Regions from separate parts of the Homo sapiens genome. Here region 2 is linked to region 1. A link is an interaction called in ENCODE POLR2A ChIA-PET data of the cell type or tissue named here. Cell type or tissue: K562. All regions are shown on one strand. Each heading gives the region's core, and the rest is flanking DNA. Links, peaks and the distances in the headings are about the cores only.

Region 1 (7,860 bases), core at 1,234-6,233:
TGGGGCAGCCACTTGCCTTCTCTAGTTTCTGCTGCCCCACAGACAGAGTCATTTCAAAACCAGAAGTGCATGTCTCAGGGGCTAGCCATCTCCAGCCAGGGCCAGCTTGATCCTCTCTACCCCTCTTGCTCTTAAAAAATTAAGCAACACACAGGCTGCCTGCTGGGTGTGGCGTGTCCCGTCTCCTGATGCTGTGGTCCTTCTCTCCATGATGGTCTTCCCCCCGCTCCACCCTGCCTTCCTTCTCTTCCAGGGATTCTGCAGATGGCCACGGTGGTCGTGGTTTGTCCTTCCTTTGGGTTTCTGCCCATGTGGCCCCCTTTCTGAGCTGTGCGTTTTCTCTATGGAAGCAAAGGTCCTTGTACCTGCAGCCATGAAGGCTGGGTGGGCACAGCTACCCAGAGGGCTTCTAAGGACTGAGGCCTGTCCCCATGGGCGCCACTCCCCCTCCTTGGCAGGACTGTGTTTCCTTCATGAGGTTGAAAACTGCCCTCGGCAGGCCTTGCCGGGACAGCTGGCTGGGCCGAGGAGACAGAGACCATGTTCTTCTAAAATGCAGGTGGCAAAAGATCTCAGCGCGGCTCCCGAGACTACCCTATGGCCAGGCTCCGGCGGATACCTAATGCCCCTGGTGGGCACATCTGCTGGCAGGTCTGGAGGAAAGTTGTGGAAGGTCTCACCAGTGACCAGAGAGGTGAGGGGCCGCTGGCCCTGGTGGACTTGGGGAGGGTGGATCACGGCCTGGGCTGTGAGTGCTGTGTCTGGCTCCCGAGCTGGCCGAGTAGAAAGGAACATCTTGGGGGCTGTGTCTGATGCATCTGGGTCCTTGCTTGTACACACCCAGTCCGAATGGGGAAGGGAACCATGGGGTTTCCATATTCAGATCAGCAGCAGTAGCAGAGGGAGAGTGACAGACTCAGAGCTCTGGGGACACCATGCCCTTGCAGCTGGAGGGGAACTGGCTCTGGGCCATCTCTCGGCACATGTGGGCACACACAGTCGAGGGCAGGTGACGTAGAGGGTGTCTTCCTTTGATTTCCATCATGGCCACAGGGTCGGGAGTCTTCACGGTCCCAACTGGTTCCTTCTTAGAGATGGTAACACTGAAGAAGGTGCTGGAAGCTGTCTCTGTTTGGTTTTGGTGAAGAGAAATGAGGAAGCGTCCTGAGTGGGGAGCTGGCTACATTCCTCCTTTTCCTGGAGAAATCTTTCCATGATGGGAGGCCTCTCGGCTGCTATAGCAGAAAACCATTCAGCCCTCTCAGCTCTGTGTGTACCTGAGAATACATGTATCTCCCTTGTTTTTGTTTAAAAAATAATCCAAACTTTCCAGGAAGGTACTTCATTATTCCACAGGCTTGCAGAGTTAGTGAGTAACAAAGAATCACTTAAATAAATGGAAAAAGCCACACTAAGAACTCTGAAACAAAATATCAGGAAAGGTCCAGTGAAAATGATCATGAAATCTTAACTGTTATTATTACACTTTTCACATGACATCAAACCTTAGTGTTGATGTTTTTGGACTTCTTTTAAATAGAAGTTTTAAAAATAAATGTTCACCTGCTGCCAAAAGCGGAAATAAATATCCAAAGGAGATGTTTATCTAAGTCTGCTTTTCTACAAATTTCTACGTACAGTGACCTGGTCCAATTCTTCTGTGCACACTGGGGCTGGTGACAGAGGAGCCATATGACAGAGGAAGAAAGAGGTGCCGGTGGGTCCTGCCACCCGGGGCTCAGAGACACGGAGCCCAGGCAGCTCCCTGAGTGGCCGGTGCAGTCATCTGCATTCGCCGCGGTGTCTCCGCTGGTCCCAGCCTGCACGTGAAGAGATGCAAAGTGAAAAAGGAATTCAAGGACAACGTGGGGCTTCTTCCCATTCAAGGGAGCGCAGGGATAGGTGGTTGAGATGGCTGCTGGGGGCCGCACAGAATGGTGGGTGCTCCCAGTGTGTCTTGCCAGTCAGCGGCACTGGGGTCCCTACCAGCGGGGCCACACACACAAAGGGAGGCCCCGGCACTGACTCAGTCCTCAGCGGTGCCCACAGGCTCAGCACATGCAGCCTCTTCGCCCACGGGCTCTGTGCAGGCGGCAGCCGGCGTGGACAGCGGGGGCATGCCGGTGAGGCTGCGGAGGCTGTGGGGGTCAACTGGGGGGACAAGGGTCAGCGATTCGACGCTCAGCGTGTCAGCCGTGTCCTCGCAGAGCAGGGAAATGGTGGGCTGCCGGGCAGGGACGAGGCTGGGGGACAGGCTGGCTGTCTCCACGGCTGCGCTCCTGGCCACGTTCTTGCTGGGCTTAGAGTCTGCTTCCGTTTCGTTGACGATTACCAACTGGTCAGGAAGGTGAGGCTTAGGCAGTTCTGGACTCATGGGGGCATCTGGATTGGGGGAGAAAAACCGGAAACACACTGAGCCCTTGAGACACCCCGTCGCACTGCGCCCTGTGCTCCCATCCTGAACCGCGGCCCTGGTGAGCTAGGTGGGAGGTGGCTGGCTGGCGTGAGGGCTCAGCGTGGCTCCACTCACTCCTTTTGGGGACACAGAACCTGCAAAATCCAGTCTGACTTAGGCCTGGGGAAAATACAGCAGGGCCTAGGGTTACCCTGACTTGTGATATGAGGGGAAAATTCAGGGCCTGTGCAAAATCAGCATGTGGCTTATGAAAGCACAGTTCCTGGGTGCAGAGACCCAGCTGACAGGCTTTATGTGTGGGCAAATCTCAGGCCTGCCTGATGATAAATACTTGTTTGGGAAGTAAATGGGCTTGGGTGTGCTCGTAATATCAGGCCATTTCCAGAGTATACATTTGATGACATTTACCCAAGAGGGAACCCACTGCAATATTAAAAAAAAAAAAAAAGGAAATTCTGTAGAACTTTTCAGCTTGCAAAACCAAAACAAAACCTTGGCCTGTCTCCTCCTCCTCCTCCTCAAAGTGCTGAGCCAGCACCCACCAAGGGGCTGCTGTGGTTCCTCAGGCCATTATTGTCCCGAGCTTCCCGGCAGGGGCCACTGAGAAACCACGCCAGGACAAGGCAGGTGAGGTTCCACCCAACGCAGTTATTCTTGGAGCAGCAATTTCTTTCCTTGGTGCTTTTTTTTTTTTTTTTCTTTTGGCGGAGTCTCACTCTGTTGCCCAGGCTGGAGTGCAGTGGCATGATCTTGGCTCTCTGCAACTTCCACCTCCCGGGGTCAAGTGATTCTCGTGCCTCAGCCTCCCGAGTAGCTGTGATTACAGGCATCTGCCACCACATCCGGCTAATTTTTGTATTTTTGTAGAGATGAGGTTTCACCATGTTGGCCAGGCTGGTTTCAAACTCCTGACCTCAAGTGATCCGCCCGCCTCGGCCTCCCAAAGTGCTGGGATTACAGGCATGAGCCACCGTGCCCGGCCCTTTTCAAAATCCTACAGACACATGCTGGCCCATTTGCCTTCCAGTGATGAGCCTGCCTGAACAGAAACACCAGATGCAGCTGGAATTCATTGTGGAAAACATCTTCCAGCACTTCAGATGCCGGGTGTTTAAAAACATTGAGAAGAAGACAGTGGGCATCCTGCTTGGAGGCAAATTCTCATTTGCACAGAGCTGGGGGTCCCCAAGCCATGGCGGGAGGTGCTGACGATGCTATATCGAGCTAAGAGTCTGACAGCAGCCTGGGACCCGGGAAGCATGGTAGAATTTTTTTTTGTTCAACGTGATTCCAGTTTAGTTTTTTATTTTCTCTTTTAAGTCAGGCCAAAATAAAACAGAAGAGCAAATGGAACATAAAGCAAAATAATGGAAAAACAAAGAACGAAATAAAAGCAGGCAGCATATAGAAAGGGAAGAGGGAGAGGAAGAGAGCTCCCATCACGGAGCGAAAGCACGAGAGACAGACTGGATTTCAAAGCACACACCGGCATTTCTCCCCACAAGACTCTGGGCAAGATGAACTCTAAAAGGTCACAATTCATTTCATTTCTTTTGTTTTTTTGAGACAGGGTCTCACTCTGTCACCCAGGCTGGAGTGCAGTGGCATGATCATAGCTCACTGCAGCCTCAACCTTCTGGACTCAAGTGATCCTCCTGCTTCGGCCTCCTGAGTAGCTGGGACTACAGGCCCGTGTCACCACACCTGGCTAATTTTTAAAGTTTTTTGTAGAGACGGGGTCTCATTACGTTGCCCAGGCTGGTATGGAACTCCTGGGCTCAAGCAATCCTTCTGCTTTGGCCTCTTAAAGTGCTGGGATGTGCACAGGTGTGAACCACCGTGCCCAGCCCAATTAATTTCTTCCTAATGTCTTTTTTAAAAGAGAGAGAGAGAGAGAGAGATCTAGAGGAAACCACTGCATGAGGCTTTGGTCCTCGCTCTGGGAGGGTGGCAATGGGCATCGGTGAACACTAGTGGAAAAAGTGATTTGAGGTGTGATCTGAGCCCAGAAATGCTGAGTAAACACTACATGCGAATTCTGGTTTCTTTGAATTTCAACTGATTTGCTCCATTCAGTAAGGATGGCTTGCGGTGCTGGGCTGGTTTCAGCTCAGGCGTGCGCCCTGACCTAGCACGATCTGCCTGCTGTTCCTCAGAACCTGTGGTTCCCTGAGCAGTGCTCACCTGCTCTGGTGGCCTCTGCCCTTGCTTCGAATGGGCATGAGCAGACCTGTGACAAACTCACACACATGTGGATCCACACATAAATTTTGCTGCTGAGGAGGCAGTTTAGAAATGACTAATTCCCCAAATGGCACTGTCCTACCATCTGGAGACAAAGTAGCCAAGCGTTACCTTCACGTTTTCTTAAAATTTCGATGTAAGTGTTTTCTCTCTTTGCTCAAGTCTGCATTTGCATGCAGATATTCAAAGAAGCTGGCCAACTTCGTTCCCTGCTCCTTAATGGGGTGTTTGGTTATGAGAATAATCAGGGATGTGGAAACCTTGTAGGCAAATATATCAAAAAGAGCAAACCAACTAACAATAGCATGCGCACAGAACTGATTTCTTCTTCAGGAAAAGGACCAACAATTTTTATTAAAAGGGTTGGTTTCCCCGCTAAAAGTAGCCTCTTTTTAAATAGGGAAAAAATAACCTCTTCTTACCCATCACCTATGACATGGCCTTGTTGTTGTTTAAGAACTGCTTCCTGAACTTGATCTACAAGGGTATCCAACCAAGGCAGGTGAAAAAGGAGAACTCTGCCAGGTTTTCATTGGGGGGAAAATTACCCAGTGAGGACACTTTTTTCTAGTCAAGTGCTGAGCTGCAAAAGTTACTGGTGAAGCCTTGGCTTCATGCCTGCTGGTGTTTTTGAACTCTAGGGCCACAAGTTGAGGCCAGGCTCAGGAAATGAGGGATTTGGAGAAAAGTCTGACTTCCTGGCCACGGGCTGGGGAGACAGAGCCGAGGGGGTAATGGGACATTCAGGAAGGCCACGTTTCCATAAGCAGCGGACAGACATCCCGTGGCTGTGGCCAGTGAGGACACCAAGGCAGCAGGTCCCCCATGTGCCTGGCCAGCACCTCAGAAACTGATCTGCAGGCCTAGGGTGGGGCCTTAACACATCCTTGTCAAGCAAATGGTGACTTCCAGCAAAAACTTGGATTTGTTGTGCTGGGCTGGGAAAAGGTGGGGCTGAGTGTTGTGGGGAAGAAAAGGATGGTACCTGTAGAGCAAGTGGAGGGCAAAGCTCAGAGAAAATAGGATTTCAACACAAAAGAAGGCAAAGGCTCCCAGCAGACAAGCGCAACGGCCAATGGAGAAAAGCGCATCAGAAACCACAGAAGAAGCGTCATAGGGGAGGCAGCAGGGATGGCCCCGACAGCGAGCCAGGCTGCTGGGTGGTGGCCCATGGATCAGCCTCACTGCTGTGTGGGTGCCACTCAGAAAGGGAGATGGTGGGGCCACATCCATCCATGTGTCTATGAGGGAAATGGCTCTTGGCTTCCGGTCAAAACAGGACTGAATTTGCCACTTATCTTAGATCAAGACTAGGGGAAGAAAGGAAAAAAGAAATGAGGAGACTTCTTGGTTGCTTTCTACAAATTCTCACTTTGCCAGCCAACTGCCGCCCAACCCCCATGGCCTAAACTGGGGGGACCCCTGGGGGACTTGGCAGGAGCATCTGCTTCTGGCCCGGGCCGAGCCTGACACTGGTGCACATGTCACAGAGAAGGACAGCGTTTCCAGGCTGTACAGGTCTGGCTCAGAAGGACTGTCGCGAAGGTGAAGGACTGTCGCGAAGGTCAAGGGCCGGGGATCTGGTCTTCACATGAGGTGAGGCCAGACAGGGAGCAGGGAGAACCAACTTTGGGGGAAAATGGGGAAGTGCCGCCTTGGCAAATGGCTCTGTGCTCAGGCCCAGCTTGGCCCACCTTGCCAGCGCGGACCCTGCCGACTGTGGAAATGCAGCGTGGCGAGTGGACGTCGCGGCCCGAGCGGCTCACAGGGGAGACCTGCCTGAATTGACTGTGCGTGAGGTGCCGTGGCAGCTGCCGTTCGGAGCACTAAACCCAGTGGCCGCCATGACTGTCGGCCTCCGACAGGCTGAACACTCGTCGGCGTCCTTTCCTGCCACTCCTGACTAGAGGGAAAACACAGCGACAGATCATAGAAAGCCTTTAACAATGGGACGGCAGAGGCGACATGGAGGGGACACTGAGCAGCAGCGGACGCTGAGCACTGACGAGGGGCGAGGGTCGTGGGGCAGTGCCCAGCATGGGCTTGTGGCCACCGGTGCATGGGGCGCTGGCCCCCCATGCAGAGAAGACACCCCCCATGCAACCCCCAGGATGAGGCAGGGTCGGGATCGCTGAGAACCAAATTGTTCACTCGTGCAACTTAACCGGGTTAGGGGCAGAGAAGGTGGAGTCCTGTTGGAAAGGAAAGATGGGTTCATCCGCAACATCTGGTCTTGGTCGGAAGCCTCAGGGGACGGAAGAACAGAATCACCTGTCAGTTTTAGACATGGCCCAGGAGTCAGGACACGAAAACCCGGCATCCTCAGGACAGTGTGAGGAGGGCAGGGTGTGTGGCTGGAGGACTGGCATCAAACCAGCTAAGTGAATCAAGCAGATTTCTGACCCCAAGTGAGGAGGTTCTTGGTGTCACACGCTGACGCCAACAGCACAGCTCCGAGTCCTGAGAAAGCTCAGATGCTCGAGGCGCTCCACGAGCCTCTCCACGAGCCTCTCCCTCAGCCACCTAACTGGGCAGCGACTTGGTGACCCGTGCCTTTGAAAAATCAAGACTGAACCACAGCAGGAGAGCGGAGACCAGGTGCCAGGTGGCCGAGTGGGGCTTCTAATTGGCTGAAATAAAAACGTCGGGAGCATCTCACTGCGAAGGGAGAAACCACACTCTCGGAGATGAAGGCGGGTGAGCACACAGCTTGAATGTGACGCCATAGAGCACTACAATGTGAAGGTCCTTAGATGCCACTGGACTATACACTGAAAAACGGCGAAAATGGTAGTTTATGTTACCCGTATGTTACCACAATAAAAAAGGATGATGCCACAGAGAAAACTGAGAAAAGGGACGATATCTTACTTGGGGTTTCTGTCCTTAAAACTCCAGCGGGACAGTGGTGACCGAGTTGAGTGGCATGTGGGTGGGTTTCAGGTCATCTGACTCTCAGTTGGCCCAAATGGGAGGTGTGGTGGGGTGAAGGGGGCTCTCTTGGACACAGGCACAGGGGTGGGTCCAGATGGGAGGGAAGCCGGGGAAGCTCCCTGCACTGGGCCGTCAACAGCAGCCAGACCTGTCTTTCTTTCTATAAAACCTCAGGGGACAATCAAGGTGGCCATGACTCATAACCCAATGTGGTTTTGTTTGTTTGTTTGTTTTGAGACAGAGTCCCGCTCTGTTGCCCAGGCTGG
Region 2 (5,000 bases), core at 1-5,000, 290 kb after region 1:
ATGTCTATAGATGCTTAGGAAGTGCTTCAAAGGCCCCTTCATTGGACTGTTTCTCCAAACCACATTGCCAGAGCGGGATGGAGGGAAAAGATGGCCCTGATCATCCCGTGGCAGGAGAGAGAGCCCTTCAGCTCTCCCTGAGGGCAGGGACTGTATCCCTCTAGCTCACCTTCTCCCAGCTCTCAGCATGTTTCTGCGCATGGCAGCCTCTCTTCATCCGTGGCAATGATATAGAACTAGAATTCACAGTGTCCAGCAAGTGCCAGGTACCAAATGACATGACTCGTAGGCATTACCCCATTTGGTCTAACTTACACATCAGCTATTTGTATTCCTGTTTTTCAGATGAAGAGACAGGCTCAGAGGGATTAGTGGGCTGAGATTTGAACCAAACTACCCATCTCCAAAGTCTCAGCCCACTCTATAGCCTTTTTGAATTGCTGTTGGCCCCCCAGCACCCCGGCGAGGGAAGGCGTGGGTGGCAAGACAATTTCTCCTTTTGAGGAGCCATGTGGGGGCAGGGCAGAGGCGCGGTCTGTGTCTTTTTGGTAAATGGGCAGTATTTTTAGAAGGTCCTCTTTGAAACTGTGCTTCCCCCTGGGCCACCACCTTCCACATCCAACTCGAGAAAATATTCCTGATCTTTTTGCCATCAAAAGTCCTTTTTGGGGTTTATTTTCATCCCCACTTCACACTGCATGCAGGATTTGAAAGGCTAAGTGTAGACACTAAACAGGTGTCTGAAATAACAATTCACCTCTCTCTCCCCCGAGGGAAATCAGGTGTCGCCACAATGTTCTAACTCAGACTTAAACTATCTGAAGATCAGTGCATGCATCTCTTCTGGGAACAGCATAACGTTCCATCTCAGCTGGTGGGAGATGAATGGAGCTCAGATGGTGAGCTTTGGGGTGAAATTTCCCAACTTTCAGGTTATCCCTACCTACCAACGCACTACAATCTGGGTAAGTTCATTTTTTAAACCACTTGGAGCCTCAGTTTCCTTATCTGTAAAGTGGGGGATAATAATTGGCAACTCATAGGATTAGGGGAGTTAAGTTGCATGGAGCCCTTAGAAAGGGGACTGGCGACCAGTAAGTGCTCAATGAACAGTAGCTTAAGGCAGCACAACTTCTGCATGGTGAGTACAATATGCGTGATGACCATTTTTATTATTAATGTGCTTCTTACCTCTGTGAGAGTGACCAGGGGAGATTTCTCTGTGTCTGGGGCTGTGCTAGATGCCTTGCATTTACTATTCTGTTTCAACTGTTAACGGCAACTCTGGGAGATTGTTGTTATTATAGCCATTTTACAGACGCAGGCGCTGAGATTACGTCCAGTTCATTAGATGTTTTCTTCCCAGAGGCGGGGAGTCTATCTTTGAGGGTCTAAGGAGGCACTGAAAGGGAGAAGAAGGCTCTTTTGCTACCCCTAAAAGCCTCCAGCACTGCTCTGAACTGTGATTAAAGAGCATGAGAAGGAGGCCAGGGGTGGTGGCTCACGCCTATAATCCTAGCACTTTGAGAGGCCGAGGCTGGCGGATTACTTGAGGTCAGGAGTTCAAGACCAGCCTGACCAGCATGGTGAAACCCCGTCTCTGCAAAAATACAAAAATGAGCTGGGCGTGGTGGTGGGTGCCTATAATCCCAGCTACTTGGGAGGCTGAGGCAGGAAAATTGCTTGAACCTGGGAGGCGGAGGTTGCAGTGAGCCGAGATCACGCCACTGCACTCCAGCCTCGGTGACAGAGCAAGACTCTGTCTCAGACAAAAAAAAAAAAAGCTTGAGAAGGAATACTTCCCTACTCTTGACCATGAACTTCTCCTCCTGAGGAATAATGGGAAGACCTCTGAACTGTGTGCCTAGAGACATGGTTTGAGTTTCTGCTCTGCCTTTGATCCTGAGTACATTACCTTAGCCCTCTGAGCCTCCGTTTCAACGAGTGTTGGAGCCCCTTCAATTGAGTCTTTTTGAGATTCTGATTCCTCGTTGCCTGGCAGTCTTCTCCTTTTCCTTTCCCCCAAGGCCCCCCCCAACACCAACCTGCTCCCCAACCTCATGACAAGCTGCTTCCGGGGGCCAAATGGTGTTGGGAAGCCAGGGGCCTAGGAATGCCTATCTACCATGACCAGACCCCAAACAGCTTCTTTGTGGGGGTAGTAGCTCAAATGAGTTCCGCTTTTGCTCATGCACCCTGTAGTCCTCCAGATAAACTCTAAGAAACATCTCTCACTTTTCCCCTCTAAAGCTGTAAAACAATGATTCACTGAGCACCCCGTAAGAAAGTCACTGAGCTCAGTTCCTTACTGGCCCCAAAGAGGTTTACCACACAGTCCCTGCCAAAGAGGCTTGCAATGTAGACCCAGATGATATTTTAGGAGAGAGACAAAACATAATAATAGCATAGTGGTTAAGGGTGCAGGCTCTGGGTTCAAATCTTAGTTCCACACTTGCTGTGTGACTTTGCAAATGTTACTCAACCTCTCTGAGTCACAGAATCGACTGCATTTTGTTGGCACAGTGCTTATGTCACTGGGTTGTTGTGACTTACCTAAAGTGACTTAGCGAGTAAGTGGTACTAAGATGTAAACTCCAAAAATAAAACAGCAAAGTGACACTTGATACTGTACAACTGGCAAAAGTTAGACATCTGGGAAATGCCAAGTGTTGGTTACACGGGTTTGTGGGAATGTAGATGGATGGGGCCGCTCTGGAGAACGACCTGGCATCATGTAGAATATCTAAGGATATGTAGATCCTACCACCTGGCAATTCAGCTCTTGGGTCTATATATCCTGAAGAAATGTTCCCACAACTCCCCAGGAGAACCCATCTGAGGATGGTTACTGCTGTGTTATTTGTGGTGACAGAGAGTTGGAGGTCACCTAGGTGTCCATCACTGGGGGTGTGGACAGGTGAAAAGTAACCCCTGCACTCCATAGAGAACAATGTCCGTGATTAGAAGCAAAGATCAAATGCATCAGAAGCAAGGCAAGTAGATCCTAAAAACATAGTACAGAATGCAAAAGTAAGAAACTGTGGCCAGGCGTGGTGACTCGCACCTGTAATTCCAGCACTTTGGGAGGCCGAGGCGGGTGGATCACCTGAGGTCAGGAGTTTGAGACCAGCCTGGCCAAGGTGGTAAAACCCCATCTCTACTAAAAATAGAAAACTCAGCCTGGGTGACAGAGTGAGACTCCATCTAAAAAAAAAAAAAAAAGGCAAAACATGTTTTATAAGAGCACATACAAACAGAAAGATACACCTGAAATGCATTAGAATGGGCACCCAGTATGGGAAATAGGGACATTAATGAAGAGAAAACCCTCATGTGAACCAAAGATCATAGTGTACCATGACCTGGGCTGCACTGGGCAGTTAATCGAAGGTTTAAAGGCCCAGGGGTTGAAAAGAAAAGAAACAAAGGAGGATTCATGGGGTGAGGTTGGTACCTCTATGGCTCACCAACAATAGGGCCTGCACAGAGCCTGGTACCTATAGATGTTCACAAAGAAACAAACCTCTGCTCTTGCCACCCCACAGGCTGTCTGGTGATGGCTTGATTTGTGCCCAAGAGCCCAGGGTCCTGGGGAAGAGATAGGAACATGCTGGACTTGGAGCAGGATGGGGGAGGAGCTGGATGTAGAGGAAGAAGCCCCTCACTCTCCAGCCTGCTGTTTGCAAACCAAGTGTAGATATCCCAGGAGAACGAGACAGAGAGAGGACTTAAGAGAAACTACTGGTCTCACTCAAGACTTTCACTTCCTGGAGTGGCACGAGGAGGTCACAGGAGACGGAGAGGAAACTAAGGCATGTAGCAACACTGCAATGCTCAGGGGCTTATGGGCCTGGAAACAGTTGCAGGATCTGATCATTTGTCCTCAAGGCAGGGAGACTAGAAGACGTGCGTGCATGTGCCTGCATGCATGTGTGTGCATGTGTATGTGTGTAATGGGGGCAGGAGGTCAGATGAGCTTCGTGTCAGGAGAGGTCTGGAGATATTGCTATTGGTTGGCTCTAAATCCCCTTTCTGACCTGCAAGCTCCTCAGCTGTGCCACAGGGGCTTGGCTGCAAAATCAAAAGTTGAATCCAGTCGATAGGCCTATTTGTTTTGTTTCCCAAGCCAATATAAGTGTGTGTGTGTCTAAATCACCATCACAATGTCTCTATATAGAGTACACACAATTGTTACCAGAGGCCCCACTACTCCCTATTGCCTTCTGCCTGGACACATTTTACATCATTATGGCCCCTTTGGTATTTGGATTTGCCACCCTTGGCTTGGAGGCCCTTGCAGGTCCCAAGATAATGGCTTGGGAGGGATGGGTGACTGGGGCAGGGAGAGGCAGGATTCAATTATGTCCTGTCCTGCAATGGAATTGAGGTGTACAGTAGGGTCTTTTTCTACAGAGGGTCTTGGAGGGGACTGGCCCTGGGTACCCAAACAGGCCAGTTCCACACAGAGAAGGAGCAGGAAGCACTAAAGTTGCAGCATCTGGGGTGTTGGGTGCACTTTCCCAGCTCTGCTGCCAGCTCAGATGGAAAGGTGATTAAGAGGTAAGCTGTCTGAGATCACACCTGTAATCCCAGCACTTTGGGAGGCTGAGGAGGGAGGATGACTTGAGGCCAGGAGTTTGAGACCAGCCTGGGCAACATAGTGAAACCCCATCTCTTCAGAAATAAAAGATACAAAAATTAGCTGGGTGTGGTGGAGTGCCCTTGTAGTCTCGGCTACTTGGGAGGCTGAGGCAGGAGGATGGCTTGAGCTCAGGAGCTTGAGGCTGCAGTGAGCAATGACTGTGCCACTGCACTCCAACCTGGGCAACAGAGTGAGACTTTGTCTCATAAATGAAAGGATGAATGAATGAATGAAAGAATGGTAAGCTCCCTGGGAACTGTGGGATGCAAAGAGCTGCTCCCTGCTGACACCTGCCTGCTGCTCCTTTTTGCCATCCCAATTCCAGCACCGTTGAATGGATTTCCATTGCAGCTCCCTG

What was found. ChIA-PET counts read pairs that join two places held together with the same protein. Peaks named below come from ENCODE experiments on the same cell type or tissue, not always from the same donor. Only the 100,000 strongest peaks of a DNase experiment are listed, where the experiment ranks them.
Region 2: POLR2A ChIA-PET joins it to region 1 with 6 read pairs; 2 of 35 experiments call an interaction of 5 or more read pairs at or near these places.

What each region holds. Positions count from the first base shown.
Region 1 is chr16:11,172,857-11,180,716 of GRCh38, reverse strand. CLEC16A (C-type lectin domain containing 16A) reads right to left here. Exons shown (of 24, transcript NM_015226.3): 24 at 1-2,382. The coding sequence ends at 2,027. Among named protein-coding and RNA genes, the nearest start is that of SOCS1, 79 kb to the left of the region's middle. RefSeq lists enhancers at 1-9, 6,030-6,543. In K562, for the core only: no CTCF peak of the experiment used is centred there; no DNase peak of the experiment used is centred there.
Region 2 is chr16:10,884,280-10,889,279 of GRCh38, reverse strand. The region is part of intron 1 of CIITA (class II major histocompatibility complex transactivator); the gene reads right to left. Among named protein-coding and RNA genes, the nearest start is that of CIITA, 9.6 kb to the right of the region's middle. RefSeq lists an enhancer at 1,884-2,003. In K562, for the core only: no CTCF peak of the experiment used is centred there; a DNase peak (open chromatin) is centred at 2,142; H3K27me3 peaks cover 743 bases.